Regions from separate parts of the Homo sapiens genome. Here region 2 is linked to region 1. A link is an interaction called in ENCODE POLR2A ChIA-PET data of the cell type or tissue named here. Cell type or tissue: PC-9. All regions are shown on one strand. Links, peaks and the distances in the headings refer to the core of each region. The heading gives the core; the rest is flanking DNA.

Region 1 (17,464 bases), core at 5,557-10,556:
TGGGGTGGACCCATCTCTGCAGGAATAAAGCCAAAGTACTTCCAGAGGAAATGCAAGACTCATCAGCAGCCCTCCACCACCACCCACGCCTTTCCTTCCACTCTCCCGGGATTCCCTCCATGCCGGTCTCCCTGCCTCCTGGAGCTGCTCCCACACGGCAGGACAAGGCCAGCTCCAGGGGGCCTGGACACTTTCTCTCACCTCCGTGCAGAAGGCTCTTCCCAGACTGGCCCTGCCTTGCTCCCTCACCTCCTCCTCGCCTTCTCAGCAAAGCCTTCCCTCAGCACCCATTTAGAGCTGAAATCCTTCTTCTTCTGCCTCCCTTCCCTGCCTTGGTTCCCACAGCAGGCATATATGCAAGGCAGGCCCCAGGCTGCTCATGTGGGTGTCTGTTCTCTGCTTTCCCAACTAGAACCCGTGTTCCCCGGTGCCACGGGTGCTCGTGGTGGGATCCCTGGCTCCCGGAACAGGGTCTGGCACATCTGTTATGAGCTCAGTCAATATTTGTTGAATGCATAAAAATTTTGTTGGCCAAGTACCCTGGCTCACACCTGTAATTCCAAAACTTTGAAAGGCTGAGGCAGAAGGATAGCTCGAGGTAGGAGTTTGAGACCAGCCTGGGCAACATAAACGAGACCTCATCTCTATTCAAAAAACAGAGAAAATTAGCCAGGCTATTGTGGCACACATCTGTAGTCCCAGCTACTCAGGTGGCTGAGGTGGAAGGATCGTTTGAGCCTGAAAGTTCAAGCTGGCAGTGATCTATGTTCACGCCACTGCACTCCAGCCTGGGTGACAGAGCGAGCTTTGTCTCCAAAATAAAAATAAAATAAAACATTACCTGGGCGTGGTGGTGTGCACCTGTAGTTCCAGTTACTTGGAAGACTGAGGCAGATCACTTGAGCCTAGGAATTTGAGGCTGCAGTGAGCTACGATCACACCACTGCACTCCAGCCTGAATGATAGAGCTATGACATTGTGTGATTTGGAGGGGGTTTCTACAGGAGCAAATCTGTTCCCACAGCGACCAAGCACCCTCTCAGCCATATCAACCAGCAAAATACACCAGATGCCCCAGCAGAAGAACGGTCTCCCAGCCTTACCACCATGTTCAGAGGCACCAGCCACTTGTGCCTCTCAGGACACAGACGGCAAGATCCTGTCTCAGAAAAAAAAAATTGTATTATGAAACACAACAGAATTTATTCTTGCCTCTCACTGGCTTATCTTCCTGCTCTCTAATTTCAGACCTTTCCGTTGGGTGTTTAGTTAATGGCTTCACTTTTCTTCCTAGAAACCACAACATAGAAGAAGCCACTGCATCTCTGCAATATTCTCCCCGGCACGGGAGGACCCCGTCCCACATCAGCCCCCTCCTTCCTGCTCCTTCACCTTCGCACTCCCCACACATCTGTCCTTGTCTTCCTGCTGTGGACCATCCTCCACCCCAGGGACCTAGAGCCCAGTCTCCAACCCAGACAGAGGGAGGGGGACGGGAAAAGGGGAGTAGGACACCAAGGAAAGAGAGAGAGGTGGGTCAAAGGAAGAGAACGAGAAGAAAGAGTGAGGAGAAACATCACACCAGAAGACGGATGCCCCTCCAAACACCCACACGAAACAGTTACACCCTGATGGAGGCAGACAGCAGGAGGAAGAGCAAGTGCTGATGAACAAGATAAATGGGGACGTGAACCAGCAATGGGAGCAGGAGCTGCAGGGAAGAGAGAGGGGACGACAGGACAAGACCCTCACTCACCTGTGGGTGGGTCCCTGCAGGGGAACAAACTCAGCAGAGTCACCTGTGGAGGAGTTCCTAGCGTCAGAGCCATGCACTCATCCTCCTGTGTTTGCTCCCACTGGGTCGGGGGACAGGAGGAGCCGCAGCCCCAACCTCCTTCCTCAGCCCGCACCGACTACTCATCGGGTTGTGGAGCCCACGGCACCCTCAGCCTCCAGTGGCCCCTCAGGCTCAGAGAGCAAGGCTCACACAGACCACAGCCTCCTCTCAGAGGGAGAAACAGGCTCAGGGAAGGAGCTGGTGCTGGCAGGAGAGGTGGAGCCAGGAGCAGTGCCCTGAGCCCACCCAGGATTCCCACCTGCCTCCAGGACACCCTGGCTCTGGCCAGGTGGCAGAACCGCCTCCCACTGCCCACACAGGTACTGAACCCAGACACGGGGTGAAGAGGGGAAGCTGACTTCAGACCTCAGCTCCCAGGGGACCCCACAGACTCCAGCCCTGGAAGAGGTGCTCCCAAGATTACAATTAAAAAGACCCACAGAGGGACCTGGGGACAGGAACAGGAGCAGGGCCAGTGGGGACAGCGTGAGGAAACCCAGCTGGGGGAGGAGGAACGCAGGGCAGAGGAATACAGGAATGCGGAGGACATTCTTGGTGCCCTACATTGCCCCCCCACACACACATCAGCACTTCCCAGCGACCTCCAGGGCCCTCATGGGGTCTCCATGTCACAGCTGTCCCTTGGGCCCTCGCTGCACCCCACACCTGTCCTTCACCTGCCCCCATTAAGTCAGCCTACATCACCCGTGACATGCAAAGCACTGGGTGGGGGGCTCTGGACACAGTCCTTGCTCAAGGGGTCTACAGCCTCGTGGGAGGGAAAGAACAGCCCCACCTTCACGAGAGTCGGGTGGAGCCTGGGGGCCTGGTTGGGATCCTCATAAACCTGACAGGCGTTTCTGCAGGGTCAGTGTCTTCGTGGGCTGCTGGGGATGGGGCTGAAGTCCACGGTTCTGATGCTGCCACTGCCTTTTACTCTCAAGAGCATTTCACATCGGAGGATGCATTTTATGGTCACTCTGTGGCTATTTATGTCCCATGGAAGCAGGCCATTTTCTCAGGGGCCAATGTGCTTGAAATCCCCTTGCCACATGGCTCAGACACCAGAGGCGTTTGTTCCTTCTGAATCTCGACTTCCTTGTGTGTCTTTGCTACCACACTTTTGGTGTGTGCCCTCTTCCTGATCCAGCTTCCAGCTATGGCAGGAGTCTGAGGAACATGCAGGCGAGGAGGCCATGAGGGAGACACAGGAAGACCGGGGCAGAGAGAGGTAGACTAGGGAGGAAGGGAATGGCCACCTCGCAGCTGGAGTGGGGCAGGCTGGCTTTTGAGGACTGGACCTGCAGCGTCTCCCACTCCTCTCCCACACCGGCCTTCTCCTCTATCCTCCTATGCACCCAACGCTTTCCACACTCACACTTTTTCTCCAGCCACTTCTCCCCACCGGCACTTCCTCTGTCTTCTTCCTCTGTTACTCTTCAGCCTTATCTAATTCCCCAAGACCGAGCTCAAGCCCACCTCCATTCAGATTCCTCCGGAACTCAATCCACCATGACCTCCGCCGGCCATGGCTTCCTGTCTACACTCTGGCAGCGTATGTCCATGGCCTGCTGACAGCTCTTGTATTGCCTTTTATCGTATTATTCAGGGGGAACTTTTGATCATGTGCAAACAAGGAAACACTTTTATTTTTGTACAGCCACTGCTTTTAAATAAGACATCACAATTCATTCTCCACATCTTCATGACATCTCATGCAGATCAAGAGTTTTCTGGTGACTTTGGGTGGTAAGACGAAGGCTCATTTATATATTCTAAAATCCAGTCCATTGAAAATCAAAATTTGAATCTCACATTCAATTCAGTGTTGGTCCCCTTGACACAGCCTAAATCAAGACTAACTTGGGGCTTGGAGTCCCACAGTAGAGAAGGGAGAAGAGTCTGCTAACAGCAATCATATTATGTGTCCTTTCAGATTTTAAGGGAGGTGGGGATACTCTTTGAAATGTCCGTTTTTCTCAAATAAGTTACTAGGATGTCTGAACTGATTTATTTGGAGAACTGCCCTGCATAAATAGAAGCACTGTCTTTTACATGAGTATCTTAATTTAAAAATGTTTAATCTGGCACGGTGGTGCGTGTCTGTGGTCCCAGCTACTCTGGAGGCTGAGGTGGGAGGATCATTTAAGCCCATGAGGTCAGGGCTGCAGTGAGCTGAGATCACACCCCTGCACTTCAGCCTGGGCAACAGAGCCAGACCCTGTCTCAAAAAAAAAAATTATTGTCTAGGACATTCAAATTTTCAACCTCCCCTAATTTTTGTACTAAAATGAAAGCAGCAGCTGTCACATAAATGTCCAGGAAATGTCATTATTGATGTTTCTCTGTTAAGAATTCTTCTTAAATGCTCATCCTATTATTATGTTTTATTCTTGATATTTTAGAGAAACTTACTGATGTATTTACTGAGGAAACTATGTGATTTCTGAAACTTATTTGTAGATAATCCAGTTGTGAAGGGGAGAGGGAGAGGTGGGTGGGGAGTAGACGGAACGGTGTTGACCCTGAGCTGCCAATTGCCAGCACCGGGTGGTGAGTGCAGAGAAGTTCATTATACGATGCTTCCAGGTTTTAGGTGTGTCTAAAATGCTCTATAACAAGAACCTGGAAGGTCACTCCACACTGGTTGAGTAAACTGTAATGTATCCACATAACAGAGTGCCGTACGACTGTAAAAAGAACATCAAGTGTTTCTTCTTCTACACTGGAGGGATCTTCAGGAGGTAAGGAGGGAAAAAGCATGGTGCAGAACAGAACACAGCCTGCTGCTTCTGCCGTGAGAAAGGAGGAAATCTATGGACAAGGTTGTTTTTTACATTTTCAAAATCAACTATAAAAGGATAATTGCAAACTAATAAATACGGTTCCACATAGCAGGAGGGAAGAAATGTGTGTACGAGACAGAGACAGAAACTAGGTTTTTTTTTTCTTTTAAGAGACAGGGTCTTGCTCTGTGGCCCAGGCTGGAGTGCAGCAGTGCCAACATGGCTCACTGCAGCCTCCAACTCCTGAGGCAAGGGCACTCTCCTGAGCTCCAGAGATCCTCCTGCCTCAGCCCCTGAGCAGCTAGGACCCCAGGAGCATGCCACCACACCCGGGTGATTCTTTAATTTTTTGTAGAGATGAGTCTTGCTATGTTGCCCAGGCTGGTCTCAAACTTCTGGCTTCAAGCAGTCACCCTCCTCAGCCTCCCAAAGTGCTGGGATTACAGGCAAGAGCCGCCACTCCTCGCTAAAACTACACATCTGTAAGTGTGCTTTATTTTATAATTGGACTTCAGTACATGTTTCATACAATTAAAAATCAAAATTATATCAAAAAGTAAAAAAATTTCAGCCACTGTGGACTAGTTTGTATAAGAACAACTTTCATGATAAGAACAATTGGAGAAATTGGATAAAATCTAAAAATGAAATATTTTATAAGTGATTATAAAGATGCGGAAACAGCCACGACTCAAGGGTCTGAGACCCGGGGATGTGTTCTCGGCTGAGCTGGACATTGGGTGGTGCTTTTCCTCTCCAGGCATTTGCTGACTCATCCCTGGCACAGGGCCCAGAGGCTGGGAAGCTGAGCGAAGCCTCTTGTCATCTCACAGATCTGGGAGGGAAGAAATTGGGTTTAGAGACCTCAAAAACACCCTGACCTCCAGCTAGGACCCCAGGAACACTACACACTAAGAGTAATTATTAATCAGAAATAGAGAATTCTCACAAAGACTGAACCCAGCTTCACGCGGATCAGCCACAGGTTCACACGCATCAGCCACAGACTGGCTTAAGGAAACCAGCTGCTCATCTAGCTGCCCCACATAAGGAACGGTAAATCTTCTCTAGAAGAAAAGGATATTACCCACAGCTTCAGATTATTCGCATCATTTGTCTGCCATTCAAGAAAAAATTACCAGGCATTCTAGGGACAGGATAAAATGACCAAATTCAAAAAGACAAAAAAGAAACAAACTTAAAGGAGATCCAGACTGGCGTTGCCATTCATGAGCTTTAAATTAACTGTTATCACGATGCTCGAGAGAAAAAAACCAAGACGGATAATTTCACCAGACACCTGTAACCTTTGAAAAGAATAAAACGAAACTCTAGAACTGAAAGTATCAAAAACTAAATAAACAACTCAATAGATAGATTTGGCAATAGTTTAGACACAGATAGTTAGTGAACTGAGTAAGAGGTCAACAGACAAAACCAAGGCTGAAACACAGAGAGAAGAGAATACAAACCATGGAAGGGAGGGTGAGAAACACACGGGCATAGCAAGGTCTCACTTCAGTGCTGCTGGAGTCCCAAAAGTAGAGGGGCAGGAAAGAACAGGATGGAAACAATATTTTTAAAAGATATAGATGGAAGCCGAGGGGTGGTAAAAGCCAGGTCTCATGGCTGATGCCTGTAATCTCAGCACTTTGGGAGGCCAAGGCATGAGGATCACTTGAGGCCAGGAGTTGGAGACCAGCCTGGGCAAAATAGAGAGACCCCATCTCTACAAAAAATTTAAAAATTAGCCAGGTGCAGTGGTGGGCACCTGTGGACCCAGCTGCTTGGGAGACTGAGGCAGGAGGATCACTTAAGCACAGGAGGCTGAGGCTGCAGTGAGCCAAGATTGTGTCACTGCACTCCAGCCTGGGCAAAAGAGTGAGACCCTGTCTCAATTAAAAAAAAAAAGAAAGAAAAGAAAGAAAAAAATATGGGTGGAGCAATTTTTTAAAGTGATGAAAGAGATCAAGTCACAGATTAAGAAACTCTGTTAACTAATAGCAAGAAGAATACAAAGAAGTCCAAGCTAGGCTCACCACAGCATTACAGCTGAGAAGCAAAACAAACAGAAAAGTGTTAGCAGTATCCAGAAGAAAAAACAAAGTACATTAAAAAGTGCAACAAGAAGACTAACAGCAGGCTTTTCAACACACACACACACACACACACACTGCAACAAGAAGACTAACAGCAGGCTTTTCAACACACACACACACACACACACACACACAACAGTGATGAAAGCTAACATGGCACCCTTAACGTCTTGGAATAAAATTACTGCCCACATAGAATTATAGTTCCAACAGAAATATTATTTTAAGATGAAGGCAAATAAAGATGAATTCATGCAAACAAAAACTTTTAGAGTATTTTCTGTCAGAAGATTTGCACCAAAACAAAACAAAACCACAAAAATGAAAAAAGGAACCAAAACAAAGAGCAAAATACAAAACCCTAAAAGGAATTCTACAAGCAGAAGCAGAAGGAAAATGATCCCAGAGGATGGACATGCAAAGAGGGGTCTGGAGAACAACAGAAAGGGTAAATGTGTGAGTGAATCCATCTGCATATTGACAATATCAAATCAGGTTAGTGAGGCTGCGTGGGGTTTGAGATATGTGTAGAATCTAACTGCATAAAAACAACGACAAAGAAGGCGGAGTGGTGGGGAACTAACGCGTTCTAAGGTCCTCGTGAAAGCCAGGAAGTAGCAAAAATACATCTTTATATGAGGCACCAGTAAGTGAGGTATGTGGCTTGTAATTTCCAGGTCGCCACTTAAAGAATAAAGAAAATAACTAAGTTATTAGAGAAAGAAGAAATAAATGGCAAATACCACTTTTTTTCTTTGAGACAGAGTCTCGCTCTGTCACCCAGGCTGGAGTGAGTGCAGTGGTACAATCTCAGCTCACTGCAACCTCCGCCTCCTGGACTCAAGTGATTCTCCTGCCTCAGCTTCCTGAGTAGCTGGGATTATAGGCCTGCATCACCGCCCAGCTAATTTTTGTATTTTAAGTAGAGAGGGGGTTTCACCATGTTAGCCAAGCTGGTCTCAAACTCCTAGAGTCAAGTCATCCTCCTGCTTCGACCTTCCAAAGTGCTGAGATGACAGGCATGAGCCACCGCACCTGACCAAATATCACTTTCTTAGTTCCTCTCCTAAGTGCCCCCAAAAAAGGCAGGGAGAGAAAGATAAGCAAAGTAGGACAAGTAAAAATCAAATAGTAAGATTATGGATTTAAACCTAAATATATCAGATATTGGTATGAGCTTAATTATATCCCTCAAAATTTATATATTGAAGCCCTAATCCTCAGTACCTCCAAATGTGACTATATTTGGTGATGGGTGTAATGGAGGTGATTAAATTAAAATGAGGCTCTTAGGGTGGGCCCTAATCCAAATTGACTTGTTTCCTTCTGAGAAAATAAATTTCTATTGTTTAAGCCACTTCGTCTGTGGTACTATGATAAGTTAGCCCTGGCAAACTGATCCAGACATTACATGTACATTAAATGTAAATGGACTAAATACATCAAATAAGAGATGGGCCAGGCACAGTGGCTCATGCCTGTAATCAGGCGTGACTCCATCTCAAAAAAAAAAAGAGATGAAGATATCAGGCTCAATTTTTTAAAAAATATTAATATTTGCTCTTAAAATTTAGGATATTAACAGGTATAAAACAAAAGGAGGGACAAATACATACCCAGCCAACAATAACAACAAATGTGATGAAGTCAATGCTAAATTCAGGCAAAGCAGACGTAAAAGCATTAAGCTAAACTGGAAGAAAAGGTATTTCACAAAAGGATCAACCCTCCAAGAAGATACAGCAACAATATGTATATACACATGTACATATATAACCTCAAATATACAAAGGGAAATTTGACGGAACTAAAAGTGGAAATAGGCCAGACACGGGGGCTCACGCCTATAATCCCAGCACTTTGGAAGGTTGAGGTGTGCAGATCACAAGGTCAGGAGATCGAGACCATCCTGGCTAACACAGTGAAACCCTGTCTGTACTAAAAATACAAAAAATTAGCCGGTGTGGTGGGGGGCGCCTGTAGTCCCAGCTACTCGGGAGGCTGAGGCAAGAGAATGGCGTGAACCCGGGAGACGGAGCTTGCAGTGAGCTGAGATCGCGCCACTGCACTCCAGCCTGGGCGACACAGCGAGACTCCGTCTCAAAAAAAAAAAAAAAAGTGGAAATAGACAAGTTCACAAAAATAATGTGAGATTTTAGCACAATTGTCTTAGTTATTTTAGAACAAGGTAACTAAAATATCAGTAAGGATATAGAAAATTTGAAGAATTTGAGTAGCAAATTGATCTGTGGACATCTATAGAAAATTGCACCCAACTACTACAAAACACACATTTTCTCCGAGTGCACACAGAACAGGTGCCAAAACTGATCACACACTGGGCCATAAATCAAGTCCCAAATTATTTTAGAGCACTTAAATCTGATCAGGTTCTGATTAAGCTAGGAGTTAATTAATGAAGAGAATAATTAGAAAACACATACACCCAGAAATGAGGTAATAATCTTCTAGATAACCCAGGAGTTAAATAAGAAACCACAATGAAAATTTTAACATATTTTGAAAAAGAGAGAAAACAAAGATGCGACAGGTCAGAAGGAGTGCCATACAGCTGAGACTTGTAGAACCTGGACTTCCTGAGGGAGGTGTCAGGCGGTGTGCATCCCACACACTCTCAGGCCTGTGGAGGGGCCTGGGAATTACGAGGGGTCACAGGAACCGCTCCTCGACGCTTGCTTAGGGAGACCTGAGTGTGAGAGGGTGGCTGGAGCTGTCTGGATGGTGGAGTGAAAGGGGAGCCCACGGAGGGACGTGGGCGGTGCTTCCTGAGAGCTAAGTGGCTACCCCAGATGCTGGCTGGGCTTAAGCCATCTTGAAAGAGAGCTTGAACCTACCGTGTACTCCAGCCACAGAAATAAGAGTCCAGAAAAAAAAATAGCACATAATGAAGCTGGCTTTTAAATATGATACATAGCGGGGTAGAGTTTCTTGGTAAATGATACAGGCATATTTGATCAAATCTTTCGGGCTGGTGGTCTGAGAGTCCAGGCTGGCCAGCCCAGCAGGGCCATTGAAAAGCTGAGGGCCGTCCACCTTGTGGGGATGGTGCGTGGCAGATGGGGGCCCGGGAGAGCTCACACACAGAGTCTTTGGAAGGAAGACCAACATTTGGCTGGGCAACTCCAAAGACCCAAGGGGGTCAGCCCCATGAGACTCTTCATTTCCCTCTGCTCACTCTCCTCCCTGCTGTGCCCAGCCCTGAGGTAGCAAATCCTGAAGTAGCAGCTGGGAACCAGCAGAGGGTGAGACTCAGGGCTGGCCCGTCTCCTTCCCCTAGGCCGGTCTGTGACCTGTGCACATCTCCTGTCTTGCTGTGGGTCTGTCTCTGAGATAACACTCGCTGCTGCTGCTCTCAGCCCCACTGGATGTTGATCCTAATGAGTCACCCTTGGGGATGCTCTTGATGTACAGTTCTCCCGAGGCTCCCTCACCAGCCTCTTCCTGGCACATGAATGACCCCATTTTATTTTATTTTGTTTTTTTTTTTAAGTAAACGCTCCTCAAGTAGAATGTTTTGTTTTCTTCATAGCACTTGTCAGTATCTGAAATTGTTAACAATTAGCTCTCCAGTCAGACTACCTGGATGTGGACTGCAGCTCCACCACTGGCAGCTGTGTGGCCGAGCAAACTGCTTTATCTCACCTGCCTTTCTGTGCCTCTGGCCCAGAAAGTGGGGTCTGTTGAGTGGGGATAGTAGCATATAGATAGTAGTCTGTTAATAGTAGCATATAGTTACTATACAGATAGTAGTCTGTTAAGTGGGGATAGTAGCATATAGATAGTAGTCTGTTCATAGCAGTATATAGTCACTACATAGACAGTAGTCTGTTAAGTGGGGATAGTAGTATATAGATAGTAGTCTGTTAATAGTAGCATATAGTCACTATATAGATAGTAGTCTGTTAATAGTAGCATATAGTTACTATATAGATAGTAGTCTGTTAAGTGGGGATAGTAGTATATAGATAGTAGTCTGTTAAGTGGGGATAGTAGTATATAGATAGTAGTCTGTTCATAGCAGTAGATAGTTACTATATAGATAGTAGCCTGTTAATAGCAGTATATAGTTACTCTATAGATAGTAGTCTGTTAAGTGGGGATAGTAGTATATAGATAGTAGTCTGTTCATAGCAGTATATAGTTACTCTATAGATAGTAGTCTGTTCATAGTAGTATATAGTTACTCTATAGATAGTAGTCTGTTCATAGTAGTATATAGTTACTCTATAGATAGCAGTCTGTTAAGTGGGGATAGTAGTATATAGATAGTAGTCTGTTCATAGTAGCATATAGTCACTATATAGATAGTAGTCTGTTAAGTGGGGATAGTAGCATATAGATAGTAGTCTGTTCATAGTAGTATATAGTTACTCTATAGATAGTAGTCTGTTAAGTGGGGATAGTAGTATATAGATAGTAGTCTGTTCATAGTAGCATATAGTCACTATATAGATAGTAGTCTGTTCATAGTAGTATATAGTTACTATATAGATAGTAGTCTGTTAAGTGGGGATAGTAGTATATACACAGTAGTCTGTTAATAGTAGCATATAGTCACTATATAGATAGTAGTCTGTTAAGTGGGGATAGTAGTATATAGATAGTAGTCTGTTCATAGCAGTATATAGTTACTCTATAGATAGTAGTCTGTTCATAGCAGTATATAGTTACTATATAGATAGTAGTCTGTTCATAGTAGCATATAGTTACTCTATAGATAGTAGTCTGTTAAGTGGGGATAGTAGTATATAGATAGTAGTCTGTTCATAGTAGCATATAGTCACTATATAGATAGTAGTCTGTTAAGTGGGGTAGTCTGTTAAGTGGTCTGTTAAGTGGGGATTGTAATGGCCCTGTCATGGCTGGGGGAGTGAGTGAGAAGACCACGCAGCTCTCTTATCACGGTGTCTGGCATGGTGCCGAAAGAGTCCTTGGCGATGGTCACTATTATTTCTAACTAGTTTGGCTTCAAGCTGGTTGCTTTTTGACTCTCTTTTCTTTCTTTTTTTCTTTTATTTTGTTTAATCAGGCAATACTTTGTTCTATAAAATAGAATATGTGTTCCTAGATTCTTTTTTCTATTTTGTCTACTGCCTATCTTTGTGGCAATACCAACTCTCTTAAATGCTGTGTTTTAAAAATAAATCTTACTATCTGGTAACTTCTATTTTCTTTAAGATCATCTTGACTCTACCTGGCTATTTACATGTTTATACAGTTTTCAGAATAAGCAATTTCTACAAAAGTTCTGCAGGGATTTTGATTGCAGCTGCGTTGGACCTACAGACCGTTTTGGTGAGAACGGACATTCTTACAACGTGGAGTGTCGAAACCCATGAATATGATCTATCCCTCCATTGAGCTTCTGTGATTTCCCTCAGCAATGTTTTGTGGCATGGGCTCTTTGCACATCTTTATTAGTCTTATTCTAGATGCATAAGCAACTTTAAACATTTATTAAGGAAAATCTCAAGTGTACACAAAAGTATAGGCAGTGGAAAATAGAAGTTGTTTTCCATCCCTAGCTTACTATAAGCTTGATTGTGAATGGGTGTTGAATGTCACTAAATGGCAGTTCTGCATCCTTTGAGAAGATCATGTTTTCCCCTTTTCTACTGCTCATATTTTGATTTACTGTGTTAATCATGCTTTTTTGTTTTCTGCATTTGGTGCCTGGACACACTGGGGCCTTACTGATCCTGGAAGGACCGCCCCTCCCAGGCTGGCTCATTCTCAGACACAGTCACAGATGCTCTCGAGCTCACCTTTCCTCTGCAGACCAACCAACCCAGAGCCCAGGCCCCAGCTGCCTCCTTACTGGGCTCTCATATTCTGGACCCTGTGCACCTGCCCTACTCACCCCAGGGCAGGTACCAACAGCGAGGAACTGCCCCTATGTCCCAGAGCCCACAGAAATTACTCAGACTGGCAGGTCCTAACCCTTCTTGCCCTGCCTTGCCCATTCCTCCCCACAGAAACCACAACACAGGCTCAGCCCATGTTTCCCAGCTCCCTCTGCCTCCTAAAGGACCCTGCTACATCCCCATGTGGCCATGCCTGGGGTGCCTTACTCCTGTTTCTGGGGAATCTGTGAGTGTGCAAACGTCTTCCCCCACGACAGGCACTTATGTGTCTGTGCGTCTAACCACACCTGATTCACACAAATCCTGGCTGTGCTTACAACATTTACACGGATTGGTTTTTTCATGTTAAACCACCATAACATTCATGGAATTAATACAACTTTTGTTGTGTAATATTCTTTTTATATATCACTGTCGTCGATTAGCTAATATTTTGCTGCTTAAGATTTTTGTATCTATATTCATGAGAGAAAATGGCCTGTAACTTTCCCTTCTTGTAACATCCTTGCCATGTGTTGGCTAGAAAGTTATGCTGTCCTCACAGAATGAGCGGGAAGAGTCGTGGGAAGAGTCTCCACTCCCTTTTTAAAACATCCCTGGAAGACTGTTATTGTTTCCTCCCTAAATTTATGGTAGAATGTATCACTGAAGCCATTTGGTCTTGGACTTTCTTTTGGGAGGATATTTTAAAATTATTCGTACCAAACTGAACTGGGGTCTGTGTACACTAAGGTCAACATCCACATCTAATGATGAGAACATCAGGAATCTACTTTCTTAGCAATTTCAAAGCATACAATACATATTATTAACTATAGTCACCGTGCTGTGAGATAGATCTCAAAAATGTATCCCTCCTAACTGAAACTGTGTATACTCTTTCACCAAAATCTCCCCAGGCCCCCGAGCCCCAGCCTGTGATCCGCCTTTGTATGCTCTGCCTTCATGAGTGTGTTTTAGATTCTAGATACGAGTGAGATGTGCGGAATTTATCCTTCTGGGCCTGGCTTATTTCACTGAGTGTAGAGTCCTCCAGGCTCATCTGTGTTGTCATGGAGGAGCTCACAGCAGAGGAGGGGCTGTGGATGGAGTCTTTGGAAGGTCGGAAGAGTAAAGGGGAGCTTTAGATGTTTCTCTGTAGATTGGTTAAGTTTCAGTAGGAGGAGACAGAGAGGCAAAGTAAGTTCCCGGGGGAGAACAGCTTGATCGAAAGTGTGGAGGGGAAACACCAGGCCCCTGCACAGACCAAGGGCAGAGCAGCTGGCTGTGGAGGGATGGCCCAGAGGGAGGCTCGGACAGAGGGAGGCTGGCATTGTAGGGAGATTCTGTAAAGCCCGCTTTGCTGTCCCTGGAACCAGCATGACCAAGGCCTGTTTTCCTAGGTCCTCAGCGTCCACTCCCTACACTGGCCCCTCTCCCCACAATCCGTCTCCCCTCAGCCCTCTGATCTGACTGAGGTTCTCTGTGGTTTTGTCTCCAGCTGAAGCCCCCAGTAGCTTTGAATGGCAGGTGAAACACGCTTTATTGCTGTTGTGAAAATAAAAGGAAACCAGTAAAATAAAACCAAACAGTTAAAAGGAACTGATGAGTTGGTGATTCCGCCATTGAGTTTCCAATGAATTTGCCATTTTGAAAAGAGATCTATTTCCAGGAGACATAAAGCCAAGCACAGAGTGACCTTTACGGTCACTCTTGAGAGTGAAAGGCAGTGCAGCCTGTGCCTGCACGGGTGGCAGCATCGGAACCGTGCACCTCAGCCCTCTCCCCAGCAACCCACGAAGGCACTGGCCCTGCAGAAATGCCTGTCAGGGTTTGTGATGACCGAGGCCCACATGCCTCCACCCGACTCCTCTGGATGTGGTGCTGTTCTTTCCCTCCCATGAGGTATGAGATGGAGACCCCATGAGGGCGCTGGGGCTCACTGGGAAGTGCTGAATGTGGGGATCCTGTAGAACACCAAGAATATCCTCTGCATTCCTGTGTGAAAGGAAAATAAATCCTGGGGCCCTAAGATCACTAAGCTAAACGGAAAAGTCAAGCTAGGAACTGCTTAGGGCAAACCTGCCTCCCATTCTATTCAAAGTCAGCCCTCTGATGCATCTTCTGAGTGCCTCCTTTGGAGAGGCTCATCAGGAACTCAAAAAAATGCAACCATTTTTCTCTTATTTACCCATGAGCTGGAAGCCCCCTCCCCACTTCGAGTTGTCCTGCCTTTGCTTTGAGTTGCCCTGCCTCTCCAGACCAAGCCAATGTTCATTTTTTACATATGCTGATTGACGTCTCATGTCTTCTAAAATGCATAAAATCAAACTGTGCCCTGACCACCTTGGCCACTTCTCAGGACCTCCTGAGGCTGTATCACGGGTGCACGTCCTGAATCTTGGCAAAATAAACTTTCTAAATTAACCAAGATTGTCTCAGATATTTGGGGTTCACGTTTTGGTAACCACAGGGGGATTCTGAGTGGAGATGCCCCTGACCTTTGACAGATCTCCTATCGGTGCTTGGGACCAGCATGAGCCAACTTTATGGCTCAAACCAATAGGACAACTTGCTGAGGTCTGAGAGTACCTCCTCCAGAGAATCCCTGATCTCCCAAAATCTAAAGTTTTTTTCCTGATCTAAAGGTCAAGATCTAAAGTTTATTTTCCTGAACAACTCCCCTTTTTTGGAATTTCACTTGCTTCCAACAAGGAAGGCAAGATCTCCTGCTTCCCTGAAGATGGAAGGCACGTAACTCCTTTATGGAGTTTGAGCTCACTCCCAGAAGGGAAGATGAGTTCCAGTTGTTTTTCCTGCTTCTAGGATGGTAGAAAGCAGTCTACAGCCTCAGACCCATCCCTAGGTAAGTAGCTGAATAGTTTTGTCTTGGCTAATGTTTAATGACCAGCTGGTCTGAATTTCTTCTTCCCATTACAGCACTGAGTGATCTTATTGTTGGGATTTGTTGTTGTTGTTGTTTGTTCTGGTCTTTCTCCCATCAGATTTGACCAACTCTACCTGACTTCATCAAATCCGAGTGAGAATTCCAAATTATGGTTGGTAACAAAGCCTCTCTAATTAGGCTAAAACTCCTTGCAGCTGCAAAAGAGGAAAAAGCAAAGCAAAAACAAAACAAAACAAAACAAAACACAAATGAGCTTGGTTTCTGTGTTTGCTTTCCGTCTTAAAAAAATAAATGTTCTTGGCTGGGTGCAGTGGCTCACGCCTGTAATCCCAGCACTTTGGGAGGCTGAGGTGGGCGGATCACAAGGTCAGGAGTTCGAGACCAGCTTGACCAACATGATGAAACTACGTCTCTACTAAAAGTACAAAAATTGGCCAGGCGTGGTGATGCGCACCTGTAATCCCAGCTACTCAGGAGGCTGAGGCAGGAGAATCACTTGAACCAGGGAGGCGGAGGTTGCAGTGAGCTGAGATCGTGCTACTGCACTCCAGCCTGGGTGACAGAGTGAGACTCCATCTCAAAAAAAATAAAAAATAAAAAATAGAAATAAACAGAAATAAAATAAATGTTCTTTAATTTACTTTTCTTCACCCTATACCTCCTACCCCCTTTGCCTTCTGCAGTACCAAAAAATCTAAAGAAGGCTTCTCATGACTTGAACCCCTTTAAAGGATGCAGAGCAAAGGCACCGCTCACCCCTTTTGGGGTGTTCTGTTTACTTTGTGGAGTTTCAAGAGCCTCTCCTGGGAAGTTGTTGCTTAAGGATCCTATTTTAAATGACCTGTGATATCAAGTGTTTTAAACCTTTGATAGTTGACAAACTTTTCTAAATTAAATTATTAATTATGTATATTTGTGACCTAAGTAATCCTCTAATGTATTAGGTTCCCTAAGTCCAAAGATGACATTATTTGGCTTATTTGGTATAAAAATTATACAAGAAGCATTATCAAATATGAAATGGTGTTTGGTTTTCTTTGGGCTGTATTTGTATAAATATGTTATTAGTATGTGTTCCAAAATTATGGGAAACTCCTATAATTATGATATGACTTGGTGTGCATTATCAGTAATAGTTACAATTGTTATGTTAACGTGCCACAGAGGTAATAAATTTCCATGTCGATTGTGTCTTTGACTATGACTGCTCTGAAACTTTTTGTCATCCACAGACAACTCTTGTCTTGTTTTGATCCTCTCTAGAAGGTGGTTTTATAATCAGCTATAAAACTCTAACAGGTGCTCTTAAATGCAGGTGTCTGATAACTTTGGGAGTGTGACATCAGAATAGAGGGAAAACTTTCAGGACTCATGGAGGGCTGAGATGAATATCAAGCAGAACCAGAATTAACTGCATGGACTGAACTAATAAGAGACTGAAGTAATCTTTCTGACTTTTTGCTTAAAACGTTGCTGATCCTTTGTTTGGTTTTTTTCAGAATCAAGGAAACTTTTCTTTTGAGCTGTTGGCAGCTTTTAACAAGTTAGTATACTCCTATAAATAAAATTTGGAGCATGTTTGTTTCTCTCTACCTGAATTCTCCAGAATTTGGAAACTATTTGTGAGTATTATTAACTTATGTCAATACAGTTATTTGCATACATGTAGTAAGATCCTGTTTTCATTTGTAACAGGATGCAATTGAAGAAACTGGTTATTTTCCCAAAGGTTTGACTGGAATGGTGTGTTTTCCTTTAAGGAATCAAACTTGACTTATAGAGCCAATAAAAGCCTTCTGGGAAAACCGCCCTCATACCTTGTCTACACAGTCCCTGTACAGGGTTCCTGATCTGTGGTAAGTAAAGAATGTCACTTTCTGACATTCCCAGGAGCCCCAAGTTTTATCTTGGGACCTCAAGAGGAGAGGAATTCACCCAACTCATAGGTATTTGATGATACAAATCTATGA
Region 2 (9,160 bases), core at 858-5,857, 310 kb before region 1:
TTGTAGTGAACCGAGATCGTGCCACTGCACTCCAGCCTGGGCAACACAGCAAGACTCCATCTAAAAAAAAAAAATTGGTATTTAAGGTGTCTGTGAACCAATGTGGAATGATGCCTTGAACATACATTATTAAGAGAGAGAAGCAAGACAGAACAGAGTGTATAGTGCGCCACATTTTGTGTAAGAAAGAAGGATAAATTAAAATGTATATATGTACTTGCTCATGTTTGCAAAAAGAAACACAGGAGAGGAAAAACCAGAAACGAATCAACTTGATGACCTATCCTTGTAGGGAGACTGGGGCAGGGTGGTGGGGATGTGCACAGGCGTGAGACTTCTCTGATCAAATGTTTTTACACAATGTTGATTTTTGAACCATTTATTCTCTATATATTCAGAAATAAAAGTAATTTATAAAGGAAAATGCCTTAAAATTGTACCTTAAGAGAAATAAATGACCAACTCTATATAAAATTGATCCAAACCAACAATAAACAAAAAGGTTAATTTGGGTAACTTGAACATATTACTCTGACTATATCTATATATCAATATTATTAGGAACTAGGAATTTTTCTGTATAAGAGGAAAAAGATAAAATATAAAAAAATAATGTAAACACTTATGTTAAATTTCAATAGCAATACAAACTCATACTATTTCATTATATATATATTTTTATTATATATATATTCATTACATATGTAAATAAAGCATCCTAGTTGTGTTCCTGAAAAAGCGTACGATGACACCCTAGTGGTAACGAACATAACTAACCCTCATATCTTGCATCTCCTGCTGTAATAAATGGTACAGGCAAGAATAATCAATGGATACTGAAACCATTACATAAACGTGGCAGGGCAATAGAATATTCCTACAGGGGCAAAGTACACCCCACAAATCATTCAGTAATTTAAAAGGAAAAAAATGTTGGATCCAATTTATACCCAGCCAGCACATCCATTTGACCCTGCCTGCCCCTGGGGACCCACTACCCTGATCCTAGGTAAAGCAGCTCCAGTGATGGCCGCAAAGTTCCAGCTTCCACCTTGTCACCTTACCTCCTATAATGACAGGCACCGCTGTCTTTGGCAAGGCCATGTCATTCCACCTGCCAGGGCAGGAGCTGCAGCAACTCCTGTGCCCAGGTCCAGCAGGAGCCCCGGGTGAACTGGCTTTCCCAGTGGCTGTGTCGAGGCAGCTAGCAACACAATCCTGAAGTACAAGTGCTTTACCACCACGTGAGCTTTGCCTTGTAGGACTCCTCTGAGGTGCAACGGAGCTACACAGCACCTCCAAAGATGTCTCACATAGCCAAGCGGCCAGCTGTGCTGTTTATCAAGCAGTGGCTAATTCAGCAGCAGACCATCTTGTAGTTTCCCCCTCAATTCATTTTTCCCCTTTCACAGCATTGCACCCCCACCCTGCAAAGCAATAGCATGTAAACTTTGCCTCAGTTGATGTTCCAGGCAAAGGTACCTTCTCATGGACATATAATAATTACTTTCTCAACAGGTCATCCCCCTGAGCATCGCTGCTGGCAAAAACCCAGTGTGAGGACCTCCTCATGGAATACCTGTAAAGTATTCTTTATAGCCAAATAAATAAATAAATAAAAGAAAAAAGTTTATTCAAACCTAAAACCTAACTTCCATTATAAGGGCTTAAAAGTAAAAGTTAAAGGACACCATCAGGAAACAATCGGGCAAGCCAGGGATGTGTGACCTTCTCTAAGACAGCTGGCCCAGATTCCTCAAGTCAATGTCGTAAATCAAAACCAAACAGAAGTTAAGGTGGGGGAGATTTTCCAGATTAGCCTCCAGATGGAATCCATAAGCCTTGATTAGCTCTCGGGGGAAACTGCATACAAACATTTAAGGTACAATTGCAAAAATTTTAAAATGACTTGGATATTAGTTGTGATTGTAGAATCATTGTTAAGTTTCCTAGGTATGATAGTGGTATTGCGGTTATACAGGAGATTTTCTTTATTCTTAGGAGATTCATATTGAAGCACTTACGGATCATGATGCCATACTGACAACTTATTTTCAAAAATGGTGTGTATCATGTGTTTGTGGGGAGACAGAGAGAGGAGAAAAACCAAATATGGTAAAACGTTAACAACCATTGAATCTAGATGAAAAGCATTTGTGGTTTCTTTTGACATTTTTCAGTGTTGAAAATTTTCATAATAGAAGGCAGACAGATAAATATCAGTAAAAAGCAGATAAAATTGAGGATATATTTGTATTTGAAGAGCTTTTTAAAGCCATGTTTTCTTTTCCTCAACCAGTTTCAAATAAGCAGCCAATACTTTATCAGGAACTAATTCATCCACCTCAGAATGGATATTCACACCCAAATTGCTGTGCTTTCAAAAGCTTTTTAACCTCTTGTTTGTTGCTAGCACTTTCCCAGTGGAAAGAATTTGATGCCATTTCCGCACACCCAAATTCCTGTTGGCAGGATAATCAGCAAGTAATACAGAGAGCTGCTTCCTTCAACAGCTGCATTCAGCACAAAACCGAGGGCCGATTATGTGGAGAAATATCCTTCAGAGGTAAGGCATCAGGTAAAGGCATCAGTGATCTTTTCCATGCATTCCAAATACTGTATTGGATCAAACTGGAGCAGCATCATTCTCTACAGCTGTGCTGGCAACAGACAGACACAAATGAACTATTTAATATGGCAAAATGCACAGCTGTTTGAGGCTTCTATTATTAGCACCAGTTCTCGACTCACTGGGAAAACTCTTCTTCAACTTGTTAATGCGACAGTTTTATTTGTTTGGACGCAGCTTTCCATTATCATTCTTCCCACCCCAAACTTCCCTTTATCCCCAAGATGTCTCCAGACAGAGGTGTTTCCAGCTGGCCCCAGTTCAGCTGATCTCCAGTCTGTCTGCCCATGAGAGTCCCAGGAGAGCATGCCGTCTAACTAAGCCGCCTGGGCTTTGCTCTGGACCCCTAAGGAGTCCCTACAGGTCAGGTCTTCCCTGCTCCATCCAGAGAGGGGCCCCTCTCATACTGCAGAATGCTCGAAGTCCACAAATGTTCATTCTCCCCTTCGTTACTAGTAGAACTCACTCAGTTAAGGCTGAGCTCACGGTAGGCAACCTCAAACTCTCAGTGGCTTATCAAAAAAGTCATTTATTTTTCTTGCAGGCTGGTGGAGGCCGCTCTGCTTCAAGCTGTGAGCCGAGTCAGGGCTGCTTCACTTGTCTCTCATCCTCTGGACCAGTGACCACCTGGGGTGGCAACAGGGCCAGAGGACGAGCAGAGACACAAGAGGCCTCCTAAGGCCTCAGCTCAGAACTAACAAACTCGCTTCTGCCCACATTCCATTGGCCAAAGCCCTGCATGAGTTGTGGAAAAGTACTCTCCACTTTGGTGAACATTAGTAAGAGAAAAGAGGGAAGGAAGAATTGCAGGCAAGTAATACCATCTACCTCGGCCTCCTATGCAGCTTGGTGTGTACCTGCACCTAAGTTCTGGCCTGTAGGATATGAGGGGAAGTGAGGTGTGCAACTCCAGGACCTGCCCCTGTAAAGACTGGGCCCTGCCTTTCCCCTGCCCATCTGCTGGGGACATGGTAGGACTGCAGCAGTTGCCTGGCCCAGAGATAGACGGCACAGCTATCCTGCTGGTCCTACCTCTAGACCGCCACATGTACCTCACTTACACTGCTTGGGTTTTGCATCTTAAAACCCCAATTAGCACACCATTCATTCATTCATTCCCCCATCAACAAGTATGTACTGAGTGTCTTTTTGCCAGGCATTGCACTAGGTTTTGGAGAGATGACAGTGAACAAAAACAAACTTGGCTGTTCTGTATCTTGGCTGTGGCAGTGGTTACACAAGCCTACACATGTGATAAAACTGCATAGAACTAAATACACACACACAGAGGAATGCCAGTCAAACTGGGAATTAAAGAATCAAAAAGTCACTGGTGACTCAACATGGCAGCAGTCCAGCTCAACCATACAGATGACAGCAGTGTGCTGAAGTATGACAAAGGAATGATTTAAAAGGAATTGAGGCAGAGCTGCCAGGCAGGCATGCTCACCTTGGACTTTGAAGCAAGAGAGACATAAATAAAGGTCTTTGTTCTGTAAGTAGAGTGTTCATATAATTTATCATCCAAACTGAGACACCTGTGAAAATAATTACACTGGAACAACTTGTGTGACTGATCAGCTGGTCACTCCATCTTTAAGTCATTGTCTTGTTGAGTCTGTTATCAGAGCCCATGGAGTGCCATGCATGGACAGCTTATTTAGGCACAACAGAGAAAAATTAAAGGGAAGGAGGAGCAAGGAAGAGTGGAAAGGATAAAGAAATGGTGAGCATTGGCAGGAAACAATGCAAGGAGAAAAGGGAACAGGAATCGGATTTTCTACTAATTTGCTGTGTGTTCCTGTGTCAGTTTATAAATTAGTGTCTATATTTACAACCGATTGGAAGAACGAACTTTTTAGATCCTCTCATCCAACAAAGCTGCAGATTTCTTTATTGAGATGGAGTTGAGAAAGCTTTAAAACAGGCCAAAGCAACATGAGGACATGTGTCATGAGAAGAGAAATGGTCTTCCATAAATTGAGTGCTGGGGAAGGCTTGGTGTAGGTAATGTAGAGGTTCTCAAACTGTGGAGAAGCTCAAAATGTGTTCCTTTGAGCCTTGGTCTTCTAGTTAGGCCACTGTCTAAGCCACTATACAAAAAGACACCAAACACACTGGCTTCAACAAGACAAGCCTCTGTTTCTCTTTCGGGTGACAGGAGAAGCAGAGGACTAAGCTTTCTTTTCCAAGTCATCACCTGAAAGTTGCCCCTTCACTTCTGCTCACATTGCATTGGCCAGAGACTTGAAAGGAAGCTGGGCACGTGCTGTGGGGAAAAGAAAGAGAGATCAGATTGTTACTGTGTCTGTATAGAAAGAAGTAGACGTAGGAGACTCCATTCTGTTCTGTACTAAGAAAAATTCTGCCTTGAGATTCTGTTAATCTGTGACCTTACCCCCAACCCTGTGCTCCCTGAAACGTGTGCTGTGTCAACTCAGGGTTAAATGGATTAAGGGCTGTGCAGGGTGTGCTTTGTTAAACAGATGCTTGAAGGCAGCATGCTCCTTAAGAGTCATCACCACTCCCTAATCTCAAGTACCCAGGGACACAAACACTGCGGAAGGCCGCAGGGACCTCTGCTGAGGAAAGCCAGGTATTGTCCAAGGTTTCTCCCCATGTGATAGTCTGCAATATGGCCTCATGGGAAGGGAAAGACCTGACCGTCCCCCAGCCCGACACCCGTAAAGGGTCTGTGCTGAGGAGGATTAGTATAAGAGGAAGGCATGCCTCTTGCAGTTGAGACAAGAGGAAGGCATCTGTCTCCTGCCCGTCCCTGGGCAATGGAATGTCTCGGTATAAAACCCAATTTACGTTCCATCTACTGAGATAGGGAAAAACCGCCTTAGGGCTGGAGGTGGGACATGCGGGCAGCAATACTGCTTTGTAAAGCATTGAGATGTTTATGTGTATGCATATCTAAAAGCACAGCACTTGATTCTTTACCTTGTCTATGATGCAAAGACCTTTGTTCACGTGTTTGTCTGCTGACTCTCTCCCCGCTATTGTCTTGTGACCCTGACACATCCCCCTCTCGGAGAAACACCCACAAATGATCAATAAATACTAAGGGAACTCAGAGGCTGGCGGGATCCTCCATATGCTGAACGCTGGTTCCCCGGGCCCCCTTATTTCTTTCTCTATACTTTGTCTCTGTGTCTTTTTCTTTTCCAAGTCTCTCGTTCCACCTAACGAGAAACACCCACAGGTGTGGAGGGGCAACCCACCCCTTCAACGTGCCCTGCCAAACCTCTGGTGGTAAGGCTTCGATTACTAAATGGAAGAAAGGGACACAGGGTGTTTTGGAGTTGACACCTAGCTCTTTGGAGGTGACTCAGATCACTCAGGAGAGTCCGTAAGGCCCGGTGGGCAACACCCCAATCCTCCAGTCTCTACCCAAGAAGCTCCACCTTCATCTATTTGAGGGTTCTATGTTGCGGGAAGTCAGGGACCCCGAATGGAAGGACCAGCTGGAGCTGTGGCAGAAGAACATAAATTGTGAAGATTTTATTTTAATATGGACATTTATCAGTTCCCAAATAATGCTTTTATAATTTCTTATGCCTGTCTTTACTTTAATCTCTTAATCCTGTTATCTTCATAAGCTGAGCATGTATGTCACCTCAGGATCACTATGATAATTGTGTTAACTGTACAAATTGATTATAAAACGTGTGTTTGAACAATATGAAATCAGTGCACCTTGAAAAAGAACAGAATAACAGCAATTTTTAGGGAACAAGGGAAGACAACCATAAGGTCTGACTGCCTGCGGGGTCAGGCAAAAAGAGCCATATTTTTCTTCTTGCAGAGAGCCTATAAATGGACGTGCAAGTAGGGAAGATATTGCTGAATTCTTTTCCTAGCAAGGAATATTAATAATTAAGACCCTGGGAAAGGAATGCATTCCTGGGGGTAGGTCTATAAATGGCTGCTCTGGGAGTGTCTGTCCTATGCGGTAGCGATAAGGACTGAGATACGTCCTGGTCTCCTGCAGTACCCTCAGCCTTATTAGGATTGGGAAACTCCATCCTGGTAAATTTTTGGTCAGACCGGTTCTCTGCTCTTAGACCCTGTTTTCTGTTAAGGTGTTTATCAAGACACTACGTGCACCACTGAACATAGACCCTTATCAGGAGTTCTGCCTTTTGCCCCTTGTCCTGTTTCCTCAGAAGCATGTGATCTTTGTTCTGCCTTTTGCCCTTTGTCCTGTTTCCTCAGAGGCATGTGATCTTTGTTCTGCCTTTTGCCCTTTGTCCTGTTTCCTCAGAGGCATGTGATCTTTGTTCTGCCTTTTGCCCTTTGTCCTGTTTCCTCAGAAGCATGTGATCTTTGTTCTGCCTTTTGCCCTTTGAAGCATATGATCTTTGTTCCTACTCCCTGTTCGTACACTCCCTCCCCTTTTGAAATCCTTAATAAAAACCTGCTGGTTTTACGGCTCAGGTGAGCATCACGGTCCTACCAATATGTGATGTCACCCCCGGTGGCCCAGCTGTAAAATTCCGCTCTTTGTACTCTTTATTTCTCAGCCGGCCAACATTTATGGAAAATAGAAAGAACCTATGTTGAAATATTGGGGGTGGGTTCCCCCGATATCTGGCCCCTATCGGGTTCCCCCGATAGTTCTATCTAAATTTTTATCTGAAAAATAAGTTTCTCTGCTTTAAAAAAGAAACTTTGAAGACCATTTTACAGAAGAATTGGTTTGCCAAGGTGGAAAGAGAAGCTCATCAGTGACGTGACTTAGCCAAAAGCACTGGTTATACCTCTATACCTCGGAGCCGACACTGAAAGCCCCGGCCATAGTCTTTCTGCCCCAAGGAAAGCCTGGGGTGGGGGTGGGTGATATTGTCAAGAGCCAGGCCCCAGCTCCTCATACACACAGCTCATTTGCTCTCCCTCCCAACCCCCACCTTCATACTTCTTCCACACGCATACCAAAGAAAATAAGAATCTCAAGGTTGGAAAATCCCACTTTACTTCAAGTGAAGTCACTGGGTTGTCCCCATGAAATATCTCCACAATGGGTGTGCTAGACCTTTACTCTCTGTGGCACCACCAAGACCCCCTCACCCTGCCAGAGCCCTCTGAAGTGTACTCAGAATGGAGGGGCTGGAAGTGGGGCCAGTGGTCCTGGTAGTCAGCCTCCCCTTCTGACACAAGAATTATCGTGGAACAGCTTGTGTGACCGATCAACTGGTCTCTCCATCTTTAAGCCATTGTCTTGTTGACTCTGTTACTGCAGAGTTTGGGGAGGTCTCATGGCTTCTCGCATCCTATTTCCTGAGCTTCCCTGAAGCCAACTTCTGGCCACTGGTATGTGATGCGAGCACAGTGCCTCCTCCTGCTCCTCCAGGAAGCTTCTGCTGATTGAACGCAGGCCAGATGGCGAGATCCGGAGCAACCTTCTTAGATCAAGGGAAGAAAGGGGCACAAGAGGGGAGTAGGTAACAAGATAAAAGGAGCTCCCTCCCTGATGACTACAGAGCCATCGTGGCAGCCCTGGGCCTCCATTTCAGACGTTCATCTTGCCTAAGCCACCACCATCAGGGTCTCAGTCAGTCATCATTCTCATTTACTCGGGTGGCTGGGTGAGGGCGGAATACTACCTTCCAGCTGTCTGAGATTAAGCCTAAGCCACCACCATCAGGGTCTCAGTCAGTCATCATTCTCATTTACTCGGGTGGCTGGGCGAGGGCGGAATACTACCTTCCAGCTGTCTGAGATTAAGCAGAACAGCAGCTAAAGCAGTAACAGCAGGTCTCCTTCAGCAGCTTGCCACAGGGAAGAGGGTCCCGCGTGAACCGAACTCAACTTCCACCTGCGCAGAGGTAGCTACCATTTGCGTAGAGGTAGCTGGGTCTTTAAGGTTAGAGGGAAGGCGCAGGGAGGGAGAGACGGCGGGTGGGGGTTGAACAAAGTGGAGATTCACAAAAGCAGACTAGGGCGGGCGACGTGATCAGATGACCTGTGCGGGCGGCAGCCTCCTGCCCTCCTCCCCTTCGTGCGCCGGCTGGAGCGAAGAGTTCTTTTGACAGCCGTGAGCTTCCCCGCCAGGAACTTACTGGGGCTGCATCACCCTAGAAACGTGGCTTTGGGCTGTGGAAACGCTGCCTCTGTGGAAGTCTCTCCTCGCGGGGGTGGACGGGTCGCTGCGCGCCCAGCGTTCTTCTGCGGTTCTCACAGCCCGCCGCCGCCGCCGCCTCGGGGACCTTTGCGGGGAGGCCTCAGGTCAGCGCCGCCCTTGCGATGGCGGGAGAGCAGAGCGGCCCCAGGGCCTCTGAGCTCCGGCCCCGGCACGTCCCGCCCTCTCCTCCGCTTGCGGGAGCCGGGGCGCCTCGGAGGGAAACCTTCCGGACACAGGCCGGGAGAAGAGGGGCCGTGGCGCCATCGCGCAGCTTCCTGGTTTCGGCCATGTTTTTTTTTTTTTGAGACGGAGTTTCGCTCTTTTTGCCCAGGCTGGAGGGCAATGGCGCCGTCTCGGCTCCCTGCAGCCGCCGCCTCCCGGGTTGAAGGGACTCTCCGGCCTCA

Evidence for each region. ChIA-PET counts read pairs that join two places held together with the same protein. Peaks named below come from ENCODE experiments on the same cell type or tissue, not always from the same donor. Only the 100,000 strongest peaks of a DNase experiment are listed, where the experiment ranks them.
Region 2: POLR2A ChIA-PET joins it to region 1 with 5 read pairs; 1 of 35 experiments calls an interaction of 5 or more read pairs at or near these places.

What each region holds. Positions count from the first base shown.
Region 1 is chr5:181,128,417-181,145,880 of GRCh38, forward strand. OR2V1 (olfactory receptor family 2 subfamily V member 1) reads right to left here and starts at 2,753. Exons shown (of 4, transcript NM_001258283.2): 1 at 2,634-2,753; 2 at 1,757-1,799; 3 at 1,104-1,159. RefSeq lists enhancers at 1,539-2,040, 9,639-10,138. In PC-9, for the core only: a CTCF peak has its summit at 9,982 (motif pointing right); no DNase peak of the experiment used is centred there; H3K4me3 peaks cover 599 bases; H3K27ac peaks cover 1,000 bases.
Region 2 is chr5:180,822,370-180,831,529 of GRCh38, forward strand. HEIH (hepatocellular carcinoma up-regulated EZH2-associated long non-coding RNA) reads right to left here. Exons shown (of 1, transcript NR_045680.1): 1 at 7,585-9,160. LINC00847 (long intergenic non-protein coding RNA 847) reads left to right here and starts at 8,588. Exons shown (of 3, transcript NR_045679.1): 1 at 8,588-8,860. It also overlaps a transcript of ZFP62 not described here. RefSeq lists silencers at 2,300-2,594, 8,814-8,863. In PC-9, for the core only: no CTCF peak of the experiment used is centred there; a DNase peak (open chromatin) is centred at 3,952.